3 separate regions of the Homo sapiens genome follow, and regions 1 and 3 are each linked to region 2. A link is an interaction called in ENCODE POLR2A ChIA-PET data of the cell type or tissue named here. Cell type or tissue: HepG2. All regions are shown on one strand. Links, peaks and the distances in the headings refer to the core of each region. The heading gives the core; the rest is flanking DNA.

Evidence for each region. ChIA-PET counts read pairs that join two places held together with the same protein. Peaks named below come from ENCODE experiments on the same cell type or tissue, not always from the same donor. Only the 100,000 strongest peaks of a DNase experiment are listed, where the experiment ranks them.
Region 1: POLR2A ChIA-PET joins it to region 2 with 15 read pairs; 15 of 35 experiments call an interaction of 5 or more read pairs at or near these places.
Region 3: POLR2A ChIA-PET joins it to region 2 with 14 read pairs; 8 of 35 experiments call an interaction of 5 or more read pairs at or near these places.

What each region holds. Positions count from the first base shown.
Region 1 is chr5:56,000,695-56,006,025 of GRCh38, reverse strand. It overlaps IL6ST-DT (IL6ST divergent transcript), which reads right to left. Exons shown (of 2, transcript NR_102755.1): 2 at 2,377-4,277. Among named protein-coding and RNA genes, the nearest start is that of IL6ST-DT, 8.2 kb to the right of the region's middle. RefSeq lists an enhancer at 2,571-2,865. In HepG2, for the core only: no CTCF peak of the experiment used is centred there; a DNase peak (open chromatin) is centred at 2,705.
Region 2 is chr5:56,120,920-56,126,250 of GRCh38, reverse strand. The region is part of intron 8 of ANKRD55 (ankyrin repeat domain 55); the gene reads left to right. It overlaps LOC101928419 (a long non-coding RNA gene), which reads right to left and starts at 2,150. Exons shown (of 2, transcript XR_241794.2): 1 at 1,993-2,150. It also overlaps the pseudogene RNU6-299P. RefSeq lists a silencer at 3,807-3,979. In HepG2, for the core only: no CTCF peak of the experiment used is centred there; DNase peaks (open chromatin) are centred at 2,210 and 3,410; H3K4me3 peaks cover 830 bases.
Region 3 is chr5:56,057,040-56,062,370 of GRCh38, reverse strand. LOC105378976 (a long non-coding RNA gene) reads right to left here and starts at 3,351. Exons shown (of 2, transcript XR_007058777.1): 1 at 3,275-3,351. In HepG2, for the core only: no CTCF peak of the experiment used is centred there; DNase peaks (open chromatin) are centred at 3,370 and 3,810.

The DNA.
Region 1 (5,331 bases), core at 66-5,065, 120 kb after region 2:
GATACTTGCTGACCCATCTTAATTGCCCCTCCCACTAATATCAACCCCCCTACCCCACCCCCACCCCTAGGCTAGATAAAGACTTTCCAAGTTGGGGAGCGCAAAAGTAGAGAAATGAGTGTTAAGCAAAATAACTTCAGGTAATAAAGATCTAAGAAAAGGTCCTCCACCATGCCCCTTACTTGGGGTTAGCTCCAAGTTGGGGAGACATGGTGGAGGCTCATGACAATGTTGGGAATCTATTAACATCTGGAATCCTGGGAGGCAGCAGCCTAGCAGATGTTTCCTAGACCACAATGTTGTCACAGAATTAAGGTAAAGATGACCACATATAGTGCCCTAGGTAGGGAAAGTCTGAGGCAGTCCCTCTGAATCTTTTGCAGCCCCGAGAGTGGCACAGAAAAGCTAACGGGCCCCCAAGAAAGACACATAATTTAGCTGACAAAGGGTCCAAGGGGACTTACAGTCATGACCATGAGACACAAAAGTGGAAAGTAGCATGGAATGTACATCCAGAGCTCAGGTGGGGACAAGGACATACCTGCAGGTGCCTAATGTGGGGGTGATGACATCCAAGAACCACAAAGGACACAACTAGAGTGAAAGCCCAGGAGTTTGAGATCAGTCTGGGCAATAAAGTGAGACCCTGTATCTACAAAAAATCAAAAAAATTAGCCACACATGGTGGTGTGTGCCTATAGTCCCAGCTCCTTAGGAGGCTGAGGTGGAAAAGTCGCTTGAGCCCAGGAGTTTGAGGCTGCAGTGAGCTATGATCCCATCACTGCACTCCAGCCTGGGCAATAAAGCCAGACCCTGTCTCAAAGAAAAAAAAAAGGAGAGGAGAGAACAGGGGAGGGGAGGACAGAGGAGGGAAGGGGAGGGGAGGGGAGGGGAGGGGGAAGAAATTACTTAAGAATATACAGCTTATCCGCAATGATTAACCCAGGCTTTGATCACAGATCTGTCCATACATTTCTTACCATATCCCACTGTCAAGTCTTGCCATTCTATCTCCCTGGCATTATTCAGAACACCCTCTTCCTTCTCTTCCAAAATAAGGAGCTATTCTAGTTCAAGCTCTCTTCCAGTTTCTTGTTCCCCCAATTCATCCTTCACAGTATTAATATAATTTGCTTTCTGAATCACAAATCTGTTCTCAACAGTATCCTGCTTTAAAAATTCTAATATCTCCCTACAAAATAAAGTGTAAATCCCCTGTGTAGCATGGCTTTTAAGGAAGGCCTCCACCTTCTCGTCTCAATTTATTTCTCACCCCGCACTCCCTGATCTACTCTCACCAGACCTCTTGGTAATACCTTGTCCTTTCGCATTCCCACTGCTTCCTCTTGCTGTTCCCTCTGCCAAGAACTGCTTCCCTCCATTATCTCCCTTAGTGAGTTCCTACTCATCTTTCATGAACTTGCTTCAATGTCACACTTCCTCTAGAAAGCATCTCCAGTCTCTCCAGGGAAAATTAATTGTCTCTTTTCTGAATTAACATAGCACTTTGTTCAAATGACTAATACAGCATCCATGACATTGTATATGTTGGGAGAGACTAACTTAAAGAGCAAAGAATTTTTTCAGTCTGCCATTTTATCTGGGTTCCCCCATTCCCTTTTTGCTCTGTGGTCTAGAAATCTCTTCCTCAATTCCTTTTCTTTCTTTTCTTTTTCTTTCTTTCTTTTTTTGAGATGGAGTCTCGTTCTGTCACCAGGCTGGCGTGCAGTGGCGCAATCTCAGCTTACTGCAACCTCTGCCTCCTGGGTTCAAGCAATTCTCCTGCCTTAGCCTCCTGAGTAGCTGGGACTACTGGTGTGCGCCACCACGCCCAGCAAAGTTTTTGTATTTTTAGTAGAGACCGGGCTTCACCATGTTGGCCAGGATGGTCTCAATCTCCTGACCTTGTGATCCTAATGCCTCGGCCTCCCAAAGTGCTGGGATTACAGGCATGAGCCACCACGCCCGGCCCATCAATTCCTTTTCTACAGTGAATGATCATCTGGAATCATTTGCATTTTTGGCTGTGAGTTTCTCATGGCCTAGAGCAGACTTCTGAGAGGAAGTAACTACTTAGATGAATATTTTTACACGGTGAGCAAGTTAGGCAAAGCAAATGAAGAAGGCAATGACCGGCCAAGGAAACAGAATAAGCTGTCTCTTCTTGGCATGGAAGGAGGGAACAGTATGTTGGATGCTGGCCCAGGAACCATTAGCAAATAGGTAATATGAGAGCCTGGAGTTGGAGGCCATGTTAGGAGACAAGACCAGAGAAGTAGGTAGAGGTCACGTAATGAGGGACTTCTATGACATACAAGAGGGATTTGGGTAATGGGAAGGGATTGACGGAGTTTTAAGGAGAGTGAGATGGTCAGATTTTCAGCACGGTACATGATAAAGATTAGAATTTTATTCTGGTTGCTTATTACTCCTAACAAAACAGTGACTTAAAACAAACATTTTATTATACCATACAAATTTTTGAGTCAGCAGTTTGGAAAGAATTCAGTTAGGCAGTTCTTCTGCTCTATGTGGCATTGACTGGGATCAGTTAGTATTATTCATCTCGTGGCTGGTCTGGTATGGAGGTTCCAAGATGGCTTTACTCACATGCCAAGTTCCTGGGCAGGGTCACTAGGAAGACTGGGATCAGCCGGGCCACTCCCCCTCTCCCTGTAGTCTCAGCTCTCTCCAGATGGTGTAATAAGGTAGATGGACTTTGTACACAGTGACTCAGGACTTCCACAGACCAAGGTGAAAGCTCCTCTTAAAAGCCAGACCCTGAACAAGCCTGCCTAAATTCAAGATGAAGGGAAATAGCCCTCAAATCTCTCCATAGAAGAGTATTGAAGAATTTGTGGCCATTTTAAATCCACTACAAGGTATAAAAATGTAGAACTGAAAGTAGAGAGAGGCAACTGACTTCTTATAATGCCCAGTTTCTGAAGTATTTATGTATGAGTACTTCCAGAATATTCTCTTAACATCTTCCTCATAGCACTGTAACATGGCTATGATTTTTGTATGATTGTTGGTTTATGTATTAGACTTTTGAGCTCCTCAATGAGGACAACACGTGTGTCTTCCTTAGATTAATATCTCAGTGCCTGGAACATAGTTGATGCTCAAAACTTATTGAATAAATAAATTGAATACATTAGAATGGTGGGATCCCGTCTTCACAACACCAGAGCAGCGTTCTGCTTGATATAATTTCCTTCTCCAGATTCGTATCTTCTTATGAACGTAAGAGAAGCTTGATTTAAATGTGTAGAAATAGTATCCATTATAAATATTTATGTGAATAGCTTTTAACTTTTCCCTGTTGTATTAGTTCTCCACTACATAACAAATTATCACATACTTGGCAGCTTAAAACAACACACATTTATTATCTCAGTTTCTGTGGTCAGGAGTCTAGGCACAGTTTAGCTGGGTTCTCTGCTTCAGTTCTCATGAGGCTGCAAACAAGTTGTTAGCTGAGGATGCTGTCTCATCTGAGGCTTGACTGGGGAAGGATCTGCTTTTGTTGGCAAAATTCAGTTCCTTGAGGTTGTAGGACTGAGAGATTTGGTTTCTTTCTCTCTTTTTTTTTTTTTTTTGAGATGGAGTCTCGCTCTGCCACCCAGGCTGGAGTGCAGTGGCGTGATCTCAGCTCACTGCAACCTCTGCCTCCTGGGTTCAAGAAATTCTCTCCCTCAGCCTCCTGGGTAGCTGGGATTACAGGTGCCTGCCACCACACCCAGCTAATTTTTGTATTTTTAGTAGAGATGGGGTTTCACCATCTTGGCCAGGCTGGTCTTGAACTCCTGACCTTGTGATCCACCCACCTTGGCCTCCCAAAGTGCTGGGATTAAAGGCATGAGCCACTGTGCCTGGCCGGGAGATTCAGTTTCAAAGCTAGCTGTTGGCAGAGTCTGCCCTCAGTTCCTTAACATGTGGGTCTTTCCATATCAAAGCTCAAACATGGCAGGCAGCTTGATTTTTCAGAGCCACAAGAGAGAGAGAGACACTAGCAAGATGGGCACTATCTTATATAACTCAATGACATACATGCCTTCACACTCAAGAGGAGGAAATCACACAAGGAATACCAAGAAGCAGGAGGTCATAGCATTTCTCCTAAGAGTCTATCTGTCATATATCCTTACATCCAAATAATGACTCTCATAATTTGATATATCACCAGATAAGCTTTGTTTCCAGTTTCATTTGACCCTGACATTAAATTTCATTTATTTATTTGTTAATTATGGAAGATGGCCATTCCGTAAATCCTGTGAAAAATCAGAGGGGACAATTATCAGAAAATTCCAGCCCTCTCAGGAAGTATATCCATTTCATTTTTACTTTACAGTAGGGACTGCCTTCCTCTCTTAAGGAGACAGATACACATTTGCCTAAACCATTATTTAATACAATTAGTACTAGATCTTTCTTCAGATCCTATGTAGGGGGCTGGGAATTCTTAGCTATACAAGCTCACACAATATATTTTTTAAAATTCATGTTGATACTTTTTCATCTATTTGGTTTTAGCACAAGTATCAGACTGGCAGCCAAGGAACCTATTTTGTAACTGCAGAATATTCTTTCCAGGAAGACTGGTGAAAGGAGAATCAACGAAGGAAAGCCCTTGCTTCTCAAACTCCCCCTGATAATATTCTGAAGCAAGTATAGTCCATTCCAAAGCTACAGTCCCAATACCTGACTTCCTTATCCTATGTATGTGTCTAGGAATAGGATGCACCTAACTGCTGCTCACATGTCTTGCACTGGCCTTTCCTTCTCTGAAGCCAAGCTTCCCTCTCAAAGAGTAACTCAAAATCATTGACCAGCCCATGGCTATTTGACCAGGGTTATCCCTGGAAGTCCACAGTATGGAGATCTCTGAGCTAGATCCCTTCCTCTGTGTTTACCTTTACAGAGCAGTGCTTATTTCTTTCTTTTTTTTTTTTGAGACAGAGTCTTGCTCTATCACCCAGGCTGGAGTGCAGTGGTGCAATCTCGGCTCACTGCAAGCTCCACCTCCCGGGTTCACACCATTCTCCTGCTTCAGCCTCCCAAGTAGCTGGGACTACAGGCGCCCACCACCACGCCCAGCTAATTTTTTGTATTTTTTAGTAGAGATGGGGTTTCACCGTGTTAGCCAGGATGGTCTCGATCTCCTGACCTTGTGATCCGCCCGTCTCGGCCTCCCAAAGTGCTGGGATTACAGGCGTGAGCCACTACGCCCGGCCACAGAGCAGTACTTATTTCATTTTAAACTCTCTTGGTTTAGTATATTCATTAAAATAAAATAAGTAAATATATTACGTTGGTGTAAAATTG
Region 2 (5,331 bases), core at 47-5,046:
AAAAATAAGTATAGACTTGAGCACTCTGGTTTCTTTATCCTCTTGTATTGAAGTGCAAAATTAGCCCCTTACTTGTAATTATTTTATTTTATTTTATTTTATTTTATCTATTTTTTTGAGATGGAGTCTCGCTTTGATGCCCAGGCTGGAGTGCAGTGGTGCAACCTCAGCCCACTGCAACCTCCACCTCCCAGGTCCAAGCGATTCCCTTGCCTCAACCTCCCAAGTAGCTGGAACTACAGGCTCCTGCCACCATGCCCAGCTTACTTTTGTATTTTTATTAGAGACAGGGTTTCACCATGTTGGCCAGGCTGGTCTTGAACTCCTGGCCTCAGGTGACCCGCCCGCCTCGGCCTCTCAAAGTGCTGGGATTACGTGCGTGAGCCACCGTGCCCAGCCTACTTATCATAATTTTAGATGCCCCAAGAAAGCACCTCCTACTCCCAGATACCTGAAATTCTTTTTTTAAAAATTATTTTATAAAATATGGAATACTTCACAAATTTGTGTGTCATCCCTGCGCAGGGGCCACGCTAATCTTCTCTATTAATACCTGAAATTCTTTTAACTCAGGGAAAAAATGGGGAGTTCTACATAGGTCTCAGAAGTTGGAGATGGTTAAATGACTTTAAGTAAAATTAAAGTATAAATCATTGAAAGTAGACATTTTCCAGCCAGTGTGGTGGCTCACACTTATAATCCCAGCACTTTGAGAGGCCGAGATGGGTGGATCACTTGAGGTCAGGAGTTTGAGACCAGCCTGGCCAACATGGCGAAACCCATCTTTACTGAAAATACAAAAATTAGCCAGGTGTGGTGGCGGACACCTATAATCCCAGCTACTCAGGAGGCTGAGGCAGGAGAATCGCTTGAACCCAAGAGGCAGAGGTTGCAGTGAGCCAAGATCGCGCCATTGCACTCCAGCCTGGGTTACTAAGCAAGCAAGACTCTGTCTGAAAAAAAAAAAGAAAAAAGAAAAAAGTAAGTGTTTTCCTAAGAGCAGATGTTGATCCTAAGCAAGTAAGAAAGTAGAAGAACATAAGCTACATTAGGAAAAAAGTGAATTAACCATTTTTTAAAAAAAGAACAAATTTCAGAAAGGCAGGCTGAGGGAAAGTTCATCTACTTCAAAACACTCCTAGAACCAGCTTTGAACAGAATAGTTCCCATTTTGCAATACCACCCACTTAGCAAAGAAAATCCAATTCTCTAGGCCTCATGGTGGAAAGTAAAACTAAGGGGAAAAAAGAAAGTACAAAGATAAGGAGAGTTCAAAAGGAAGTAAAATATCCAGAAGAGTCCTTTCCAATCCAGTACTCAATTCAGAGGCCTCATGTACTGATCAAATCCTAGCCTCCATTTTTTTCCACGTTTTCTGCAGCAAAACATGAAATTCTGCCTTCATGCTGAAGCTATAAGCTTCTGTTAATAGTTGAATTTTTCAGGGCCAGGCACAGTGGCTCACATCTATAATCCCAGCACTTTGGGAGGCTGAGGCAGGTAGATCACAAGGTCAGGAGTTCAAGACCAACCTGGCCAACATGGTGAAACCCTGTCTCTACTAAAAATACAAAAATTAGCCGGGCGTGGTGGCGCACGCCTGTAATCCTAGCTACTCCGGAGGCTGAGGCAGGAGAATTGCTTGAACCTGAGAGGCAGAGGTTGCAGTGAGCTGAGATTGTGCCACTGCACTCCAGCCTGGATGACAGAGCGAGACTCCGTCTCAAAAAAAAATTAAAAAAAACAAAAATAAATAGTTTAATTTTTCAAAGTTTGCACAGGTTTATGTGCTTTAAGTATTTACAATAATTGTGATTTCCCTTTCCTTCTTCTCTTTTTTAGTGAAAGTTTTTCCTATTGAAAGTTTTTGTGAAAAGGAAAGAAAAGTAAAGTAGTAATAAAAAGAGGTAGAAGGAAAATATGAAGAACTAGGCCTCCCAGATAGTAAAACACATCATAAGTCTATGGTACTTAAAACATTGTAGTACTTACCTAAGATATGACACAGAACACATAACCCAGAAGCAGCATATGTAGCTTAAGTGTTTCAAATTTCATCAGTCTATGAGGTCACAGTCCGCTTTAATATGCAGTTTACTTGTCTTCAGAGAGGAAAGTCTGTTACCAAGTCCTGCTCTCTGTGTATTTCTGGGAATTCTCTGGGGAATGTTTACATGTTTCATTAATCATTCCTCAGTCACTGATAGCTCAACCAACGCTGCATCCTTGGACCCATTATCTCCTGCCATTCAGCGGCCACCACATCCGCCCACTCTTGTCTCTGCTGAATTCCTTCTGAATCATGGGCCCTGCCCTTTAGCCCCCTGCTGTGACAGCTGAGGCAGATTGGCTGTGTTTGCAGGACATCCTGAAGCTTAGAGATAAGAAGGAGCTAAAGTTTAGACAACTTGAAATTAGGTACCACAGACTGGCCCCAAGGACATGAGTATATTAGAGATTATCTATATGCTCCCCTCGTTACTCAGCAAAACCCTGTTCTTCTGGATCGCTTCCATGTTGATGGTCAGAGGAATTTAAACAGTCGGTCTTAGTAATTGTCATGAAGGAGTATTTCACAAAGCTTCTGAGTGAATCATCACATGTTGGTAAGCCTGACTAGATCAACATCCAGCCCTCCATCTGCTGAATTTATTGGCAATACACTGTCTAAATGGGAGGACATAATCTGCTGGGGACCCGTCCTGTTTCAGAATAAATGTCTCCTGGAGACCTCTCTCACATAGAATGGAACTAATCACATCTGCCACATTCAAATATGCAGTGTGATTGATCACTGTGTTGAAAAATACATGGCCCTATTACGTGTTATAAAATTGCTGCTTCTAGCATAACAGGAAAAAGGTGTTTAATTGACAGAAGATACAATCTGTACCTGGTAATTCTGGGGCCACACAATATACATACATATATGCTCTCCAAATACTCATGTCCAACCCCGTTCACAGATATACCCAACCCAGCCCTTCTCTGTCCAGCTGCCAGGCTGCCTCCAGGCCTGAGAGACCACCTGGCCCTCTCAGAAGTGCCCTTCTGCCCAAGGTTCAGGCCCTGCACAAGGCTGAGGAGAGGTCTTCCATGACCTCCTTTCCTGCCCCAGGACTGCCCATTTCCCGAGTGACTTACCAGAGGGATAGTCATTCTTTGCACAGAAGACCCCATTCATAGGAATGTGGGCCAGGCTCACACCTGTAATCCCAGCACTTTGGGAGGCTGAGGCAGATGAATCCCTTGAGCCCAGGAGTTCGAGAGCAGCCTTGGCAACATGGCGAAACCCCATCTCTACAAAAAATACAAACATTAGCCGGACATAGTGGTACATGCCTGTAGTCCCAGCTACTCAGGGGGCTGACATGTGAGGATTGCTTGAGCCCAGGAGGTGAAGGTTGCAGTGAACTGTGATTGTACCACTGCACTCCAGCCTGGGTGACAGAGTGAGACCGTATCTCAAAAAAGGAATGTCAACTTGCCCTTTGCCCTTTGCCTCTCCCTACACCCCCAGAAAAAAATCAGAACATAGTTTTGTGACATCAGTACTTAATCCAAAATATAGTTATTCAATCTTTTATTTTTGGAGACAGAGTCTCACCCTGTCACCCAGGCTGGAGTGCAGTGGCACGATCTCAGCTCACTGCAACCTCCACCTCCCTGGTTCAAGCGATTCTCCTGTCTCAGCCTCCCGAGTAGCTGGGACTACAGGTGTGCGCCACCATGCCTGGCTAATTTTGGGTTTGTTTTTTTTTTAGTAGATTAGGGGTTTCACCATGTTGGCCAGACTGGTCTTGAACTCCTGACCTCAAGTGATCCACCCACCTCAGCCTCCCGAAGTGCTGGGATTCTAGATGTTAGCCACCGTGCCTGGCCTAGTTTATTCAATCTTGAATACAACTATGTGTAGAATCAAACGTCCAGTACCTTTTCACAGTATTTTCCAGGATGACCTGATGGCCAGGGCTAATCGTCTTTAGGCCACCTCCAAGCTCTCAAACTCTGATCTCCTGCTGGCAACTGCCTAAGCTACTACAAGTCCACAGCTTCCAAAAATAATAATGCATAGGCACAGAGCAGCTATAAATCTACACTTAAGAAACATTTTTTTAGAGTAAACATAATCTTCAGAGATGCAACTCTATCTCCCAGCAAGTTGACTTTTTATATGCTTCAGCTAAGCTTCAGCTTCTCAAACTTCTGTTTTAGATCGAAGTATTTGCTGTACATTAGGCACACTTAAAAACCCACTGGGACAGGTTACCAAAACACAGGCAGAGTCCTTCATCCAAGACAAAGCCAAGCCTTGACCTCCTAGAAAACAGTAGGTGCTCTTTAAATGAATAGTGGAAATTCTTATTTCTACTCACAGAGTTAAAAAAATTCAGGGTCTAATTCTACCCAGAATTATTTTGTCTTTGGTACAATAAAGAAAGCAGTATCACAAAAGTACCAATTTATTCGACCTTCTTGTTGGGAGCCTCTATATGTGCCAGAACCACACAGTGAGTGAAAGGCTCCCATTCCCCTCCCACGTGGAGCATACAATCTTTTTTAAAAAGTGGTGGAACACTGGCCGGGTGTGGTGGCTCACTCCTGTAATCCCAGCACTTTGGGAGGCCCAGGCGGGTGGATCACGAGGTCAGGAGATCGAGACCAGCCTGGCCAACATGGTGAAACCTCATCTCTACTAAAAATACAAAAATTAGCTGGGTGTGGTGGCGGGCGCCTGTAGTCCCAGCTACTCGGGAGGCTGAGGCAGGAGAATCGCTTGAACCCCAGGGGCGGAGGTTGCAGTGAGCCGAGATTGTGCCACTGCACCCCAACCTAGTGACAGAGTGAGACTCCATCTCAAAAAAAAAAAAAAAAAGTGGTGGAACACTTACTATATCAAGTATTTATGTTATTTTACAGCCCAGAGTTTTAAAAGTTATAATGATTTTTATCTATAATTTAACCTAATTTCTATTTTTGAGTTATCTCACTAGATTAGTAGGAAACCTAAACTCGTCTTTTAAAGCCCCCCACCCCACTTGCCTTATTGTGTGTGCCTTGGTTCTGGAATTTTATACAATGGGTGTATAGGAATAGAGATGGAGGATGGCCCCTCGTCTTCTGTCCTTATCCCTTCAGGTCAGATGATGTTCAGCTGTGTCAGTGCTGTGCTTGGGCACGGGCGCCATCTTGGCCTGCCTGTGGTCCCATTGCCTAGACAAACCACAGACATTCCCCATCCCTCGCTCCTAGTATCTCTGCTAGTGAAGCAAGGTTCTTGACCCCTTTGCTCCTGAGTCCAGTGGTCCTTTATGCTCTTGTCACACCATC
Region 3 (5,331 bases), core at 251-5,250, 64 kb after region 2:
AAGAAATTAAAATACCTCCACCACATTTATTGCTATATAAGTGAGTATATGTATGCACATGGTTCCATCTTACATGTTCCAAAAATCAAAGGACTCACCAAAAACAGGAGCTACAATTCCACATTTGATTTTAAGAAACCAACACCCCAGGTTTTCAAATGCCCCTTAAGAGCTTTGCTTGTAACAAATATTTTTGCTTTTTGTTGCATTGTGGCAGAGGATTTTAGGATCAGCACCTTTGCAGTCAACTACCCAACCTCTCTCCTCTCCTGGGAATCCTTCTTCCACACCCTTACACAAATTGTCAACAGCATGGCCTCCCGTCACCTCCCAAGCCAGCCTCTTCCAATGCTTACAAGCTGTAACTATTAGAAAGTCCTGATACCGGGACGTGTGTGGTGGCTCACACCTGTAATCCCAGCACTTTGGGAGGCCAAGGCTGGTTGGTCACTTGACGTCAGGAGTTCAAGACCAGTTTGGCCAACATGGTGAAACCCCATCTCTAGGAAAAATAAAAAAATCAGCCAGGTGTGGTGGCATGCCTTTTGTCTGTAATCCCAGCTACTCGGGGGGCTGAGGCAGGAGAATCACTTGAACCTGGGAGGCGCATGTTGCAGTGAGCCGAGATTGTGCCACTGCACTTTAGTCTGGGCAACAGAGCAAGACCCCAAGGGAATGGAAGGGGAGGGGAGGGGAGAAAGGAAGAAAGGAAAGAAAGTCCTGATTTTTTTTATGGTATTTAATTTCCTTTAATATCACATAAATTCTTTTTTATATATGGAGTATTTTATAATCTGTATTTGAAAAGAAGTGATTCATTATTCTTGATTCTACTAGAAATATTATTATATAAAAGACATCAGTGAGGCCGGGCATGGTGGCTCACTCCTGTAATCCCAGCACTTTGGGAGGCTGAGGTGGGCAGATCACAAGGTCAGGAGATCGAGACCATCCTGGCTAACACGGTGAAACCCCGTCTCTACTAAAAATACAAAAAATTAGCCAGGCGTGGTGGTGGGCGCCTGTAGTCCCAGCTACTCGGGAGGCTGAGGCAGGAGAATGGCATGAACCCAGGAGGTGGAGCTTGCAGTGAGCCGAGATGGCGCCACTGCACTCCAGCCTGGGCGACAGAGAGATACTCCATCTCAAAAAAAAAAAAGCCATCAGTGCAAACCTTCCTAGGGGTATTTGGGGCATTAAAAGAGAGCATCTCTAAGGTTACAGCCCTATCCCAAGCCCCATCAGGAATTCTCCCAGACAACTCAATGACCTCCCTGGGCATACTTGCCTCCCTCCAGTCCACTCTCCACACTGCAACCAGGTTGATCATTTAAAAAGGTACATCTGATTATGTCACCCTCTTGCCTAAATCATTTTAATGGTTTCTCATCATTCTCAGAATAGAAACCAAAATCCCTACCACAGCCCACAAAGCCCAGCCTGCAGCCTCATCTCGTTGCCTCCCCATAAGCTTCCATCTACGACAATGCCTTGTCTCCTCACCTCCTCAGAGTTGTCACTCTCCTGCAGGTGGTCCTCTCTGCCTGAATGCTCTGTACCTACCTCATACCGTTCCCTGCTCACTTCTCTTGAGTAAATACCTAGGAGTGAGATTGTTATGTTACATGCTTTGTGTATGCTTAACTTTGTAAGAAACTGCTGTCAATCAAGAAAAATGACGAGACAAGTCTCAATCATTTTAGGAGGTTTATTTTGCCAAAGTTAAGGCTGCACACCTGGGAGACAGGTCTATGCCTTTCTCTGAAGATGATTTTGAGGGCTCCAAATTTAAAGGGGAAAGGGCAGGATATTGAGATGTATACAATTTTCATGTAAGAGCAGGGTAAGGAAAAATAGCCATTCATGCCTTTGTCTGGCTCAGTGAATCTGCGGTTTTTACATAAGATGACATAGACAAATGGGGCAGAGGAAAAAATGCAGGGAATCTGCTTTTTTTTTTTTTTTAGACAGAGTCTCGCACTGTCGCTCAGGCTGGAGTGCAATGGCACGATCTCGGCTCACTGCAACCTCTGCCTCCCAGGTTCAAGCAGTTCTCCTGCCTCAACCTCCCAAATAGCTGGGATTAGAGGCGCCTGCCACCACGCCCAGCTAACTTTTTGTATTTTTAGTAAAGGCGCGATTTCACTATGTTGGCCAAGCTGGTCTCAAACTCCTGACCTCGTGATCCGCCAGCCTCCGCCTTCCAAAGTGATGGGATTACAGGTGTGAGCCATCACGCCCGGCTGGGAATCTGCATTTTCCATAAGATAACATAGACGAAAATGGGCCAGGAGAACAATCTGATATGCATTTGTGTCTGGTGGGCCAGGGGTGACAGCATCCATAAAGATAAGGATCAGTTTACATTGCCATGGTGAAATTTTAACAGAAACACCTTAGAAGATCTTGCAGCTCACAAGGAATTTCCTTGTGGGCAAAATATGGGGGAAGCTTGTAGCTTTTCATCTTGTAGCCATCTTATTTAGGAACCAAAAATGGGGAAGCAGGTTTGTGTGACCCAGTTCCCAGCTTGACTTTTCCCTTTGGCTTAATGAGTTTGGGATCCCAAGATTTAATTTCCTTTCACACTGCCAAATTGTTTTCCAGAGTGGCTGTACTATTTTGCATTCCCGTCAGCAATGTAAGAAAATTCTTAAAAATATCAAGTGCTCCAAATCCTTGCTAGCACTTGATATTGGTAGTTTCATTGTATGCTACATTTTTTTTTTTAGACGGAGTTTTGCTCTTGTTGTCCAGGCTGGAGTGCAATGGTGTGATCTTGGCTCACCGCAACCTCCGCCTCCCAGGTTCAAGCGATTCTCCTGCCTCAGCCTCCAGAGTAGCTGAGATTACAGGCATGTGCCGTCACGCCTGGCTAATTTTGTATTTTTAGTAGAGACGGGGTTTCTCCATGTTGGTCAGGCTTGTCTTGAACTCCTGACCTCAGATGATCTGCCCACCTCGGCCTCCCAAAGTGCTGGGATTACAAGCGTGAGCCACTGTGCCCAGCCTGTATGCTATATTTTTAACAAAGCACAGAGTAAGTGCTATCCGATTATGAGGTTCCGCTAAAGGGAATAGAAGATGAGTAACTCCTTTGAACCCATTTCAGTGAGAGCTCTCTGGTCGAAGTTATCTCCCACTCTCCCTCCAGCCTTCATAGTAATAACCTTTAGCCAAGCTGCTATGAAAGCACAAGAGATTTAATGGGCTTAACCACAGAGACTGTTTTTCAGACTGAATTGATAAAAGTACAGCAGCTTCAAAGTCTTACCTTACTATCTCTACCCAGCTCAGTCTTACTCCTGACCACGACTTCGACTTCGCTGTTGGAATCAAAGTGGTGAGTGTGAAGGTCACATGTGTAAAAATGTTACAAAGGGCATAGTCACAGAGGGCTTGAAGACTTCCGGGAGCGAAAATACTTTTGAAGGTTGGTTAACATATTTTCCAGATCAACTGAGAGTTTAACTCTTCAGAAGACTACAAGTGGATTCTTTTTTCTTTCCCTTAACACAGAACCTACATGTTGGTAAGCACTTGTAGACATGGGTACCTTTGACAACTGTAGCTTCCAATAAAGCGTGCAAGGGTGCTAATATCACACCAATTAAAAGGCTGACATGCAAATTGCTAGAAGTGTTTTACAGTTTGTTTTTCATTGTATCAGAATACCCCAGTGAGAATGTTTTTGACTAATACAGTAATAAAAGGCTGGCTCTGGAGCTACCCTTTGCTAAGGTAACATATTAATGAGTCACCAGAAGCTATAAATAGAACTCAACATGAACTTCTGTCCACAATTACACCACTATTCCCACAAAGAGAGATGTTACTAATGATGGAACACGGCCTGCTAGCCACTATTACAACCAAGGCGGGTGAGGACACGGGGAACCACAGCCTTGTGGGAAATGTGCACTGTGCTACGAGTTGCTGAGATGTCATTACAGTGTGTGCTTTCCCTTACGGCCTGTGAGGCAGTTTTATTGTTTTCCTTAAGGATCATCAATGTGTATGCCAGCCAAGTTTGTCAAATTCTCTCTCTCTCTCTCTCTCTCTCTCTCTCTCGTTAAATTCCAGACAATAATTGCCTTGAGTCAGTAATTTATAGGAGAGCTCCATAACCATTTACTGGATGGATATAACACTCTGGAATTTTTTTTTTTTTTTTTTTGAGACGGAGTCTAGCTCTGTCACCCAGGCTGGAGTGCAGTGACACGCTCTCTGCTCACTGCAAGCTCCGCCTCCCGGGTTCACACCATTCTCCTGCCTCAGCCTCCTGGGTAGCTAGGATTACAGGCACCCACCACCAGGCCCGGCTAGTTTTTTTTATTTTTAGTAGAGACGGGGTTTCATTGTGTTAGCCAGGATGGTCTCAATCTCCTGACCTCGTGATCCGTCCGCCTCGGCCTCCCAAAGTGCTGGGATTATAGGCGTGAGCCACCGCGCCTGGCCAATTTTTTTTAAGACTCAGGGTCTCACTCTGTGGCCTAGCCTGGGGTAGAATGGTGCAATCATGGCTCACCACAGCCTCAAACACCTGGGCTCAAATGATCCTACCACTTCAGCCTCCTAAGTAGCTGGGACTACAGGTGCACAACCCACATGCAATAATTTTTATTTAGTTAGTTAGTTATTTGAGACAGAGTCTTGTTCTGTCGCCAGGCTGGAGTGCAGTGGCGCGATCTCGGCTCCCTGCAACCTCTGCCTCCTGGGTTCAAGCGATTCTCCTCCCTCAGCCTCCGGAGTAGCTGGGATTACAGGCACCCGCACCATGCCCGGCTAATTTTTTGTATTTTAGTAGAGATGGGGTTTCACCTTGTTGGCCAGGATGGTCTTGATCTCCTGACCTTGTGATCCGCCCGCCTTGGCATCCCAAAGTGCTGGGATTACAGGCGTGAGCCACTGCGCCCAACCTATTTTTTAGCTTTTTAGAGACAAGTTCTCACTATGTTGCCCAGGCTGGTCTCAAACTCCTGGCCGCAAGCCATCCTCCTTCTTTGGCCTCCCAAAGTGCTGGGATTATAGGCACAGGCTACCACACCTGGCAATACTCCAGAATTTTGATCAGTTATATACACAGGTCAATATATTCAAGCCAATTTCCTTCAAAATATCCATTTAAATGTTCCCCCTATCAAAAGATATCTCTGCCAACAGCCCTACTATGTTTCCTCACACCTTGCTGAGCTCATTTCTTCAGGCAATAATGAGGAGAGAATAAAATGTCACCTGGAAACTGAGAAAGGGCAAACATGTCAAGACCCTGCTATTCACCACACCTTAGGTCTAGTTTCACACCAACTCTAGAGGGAGGATAGGAGACAG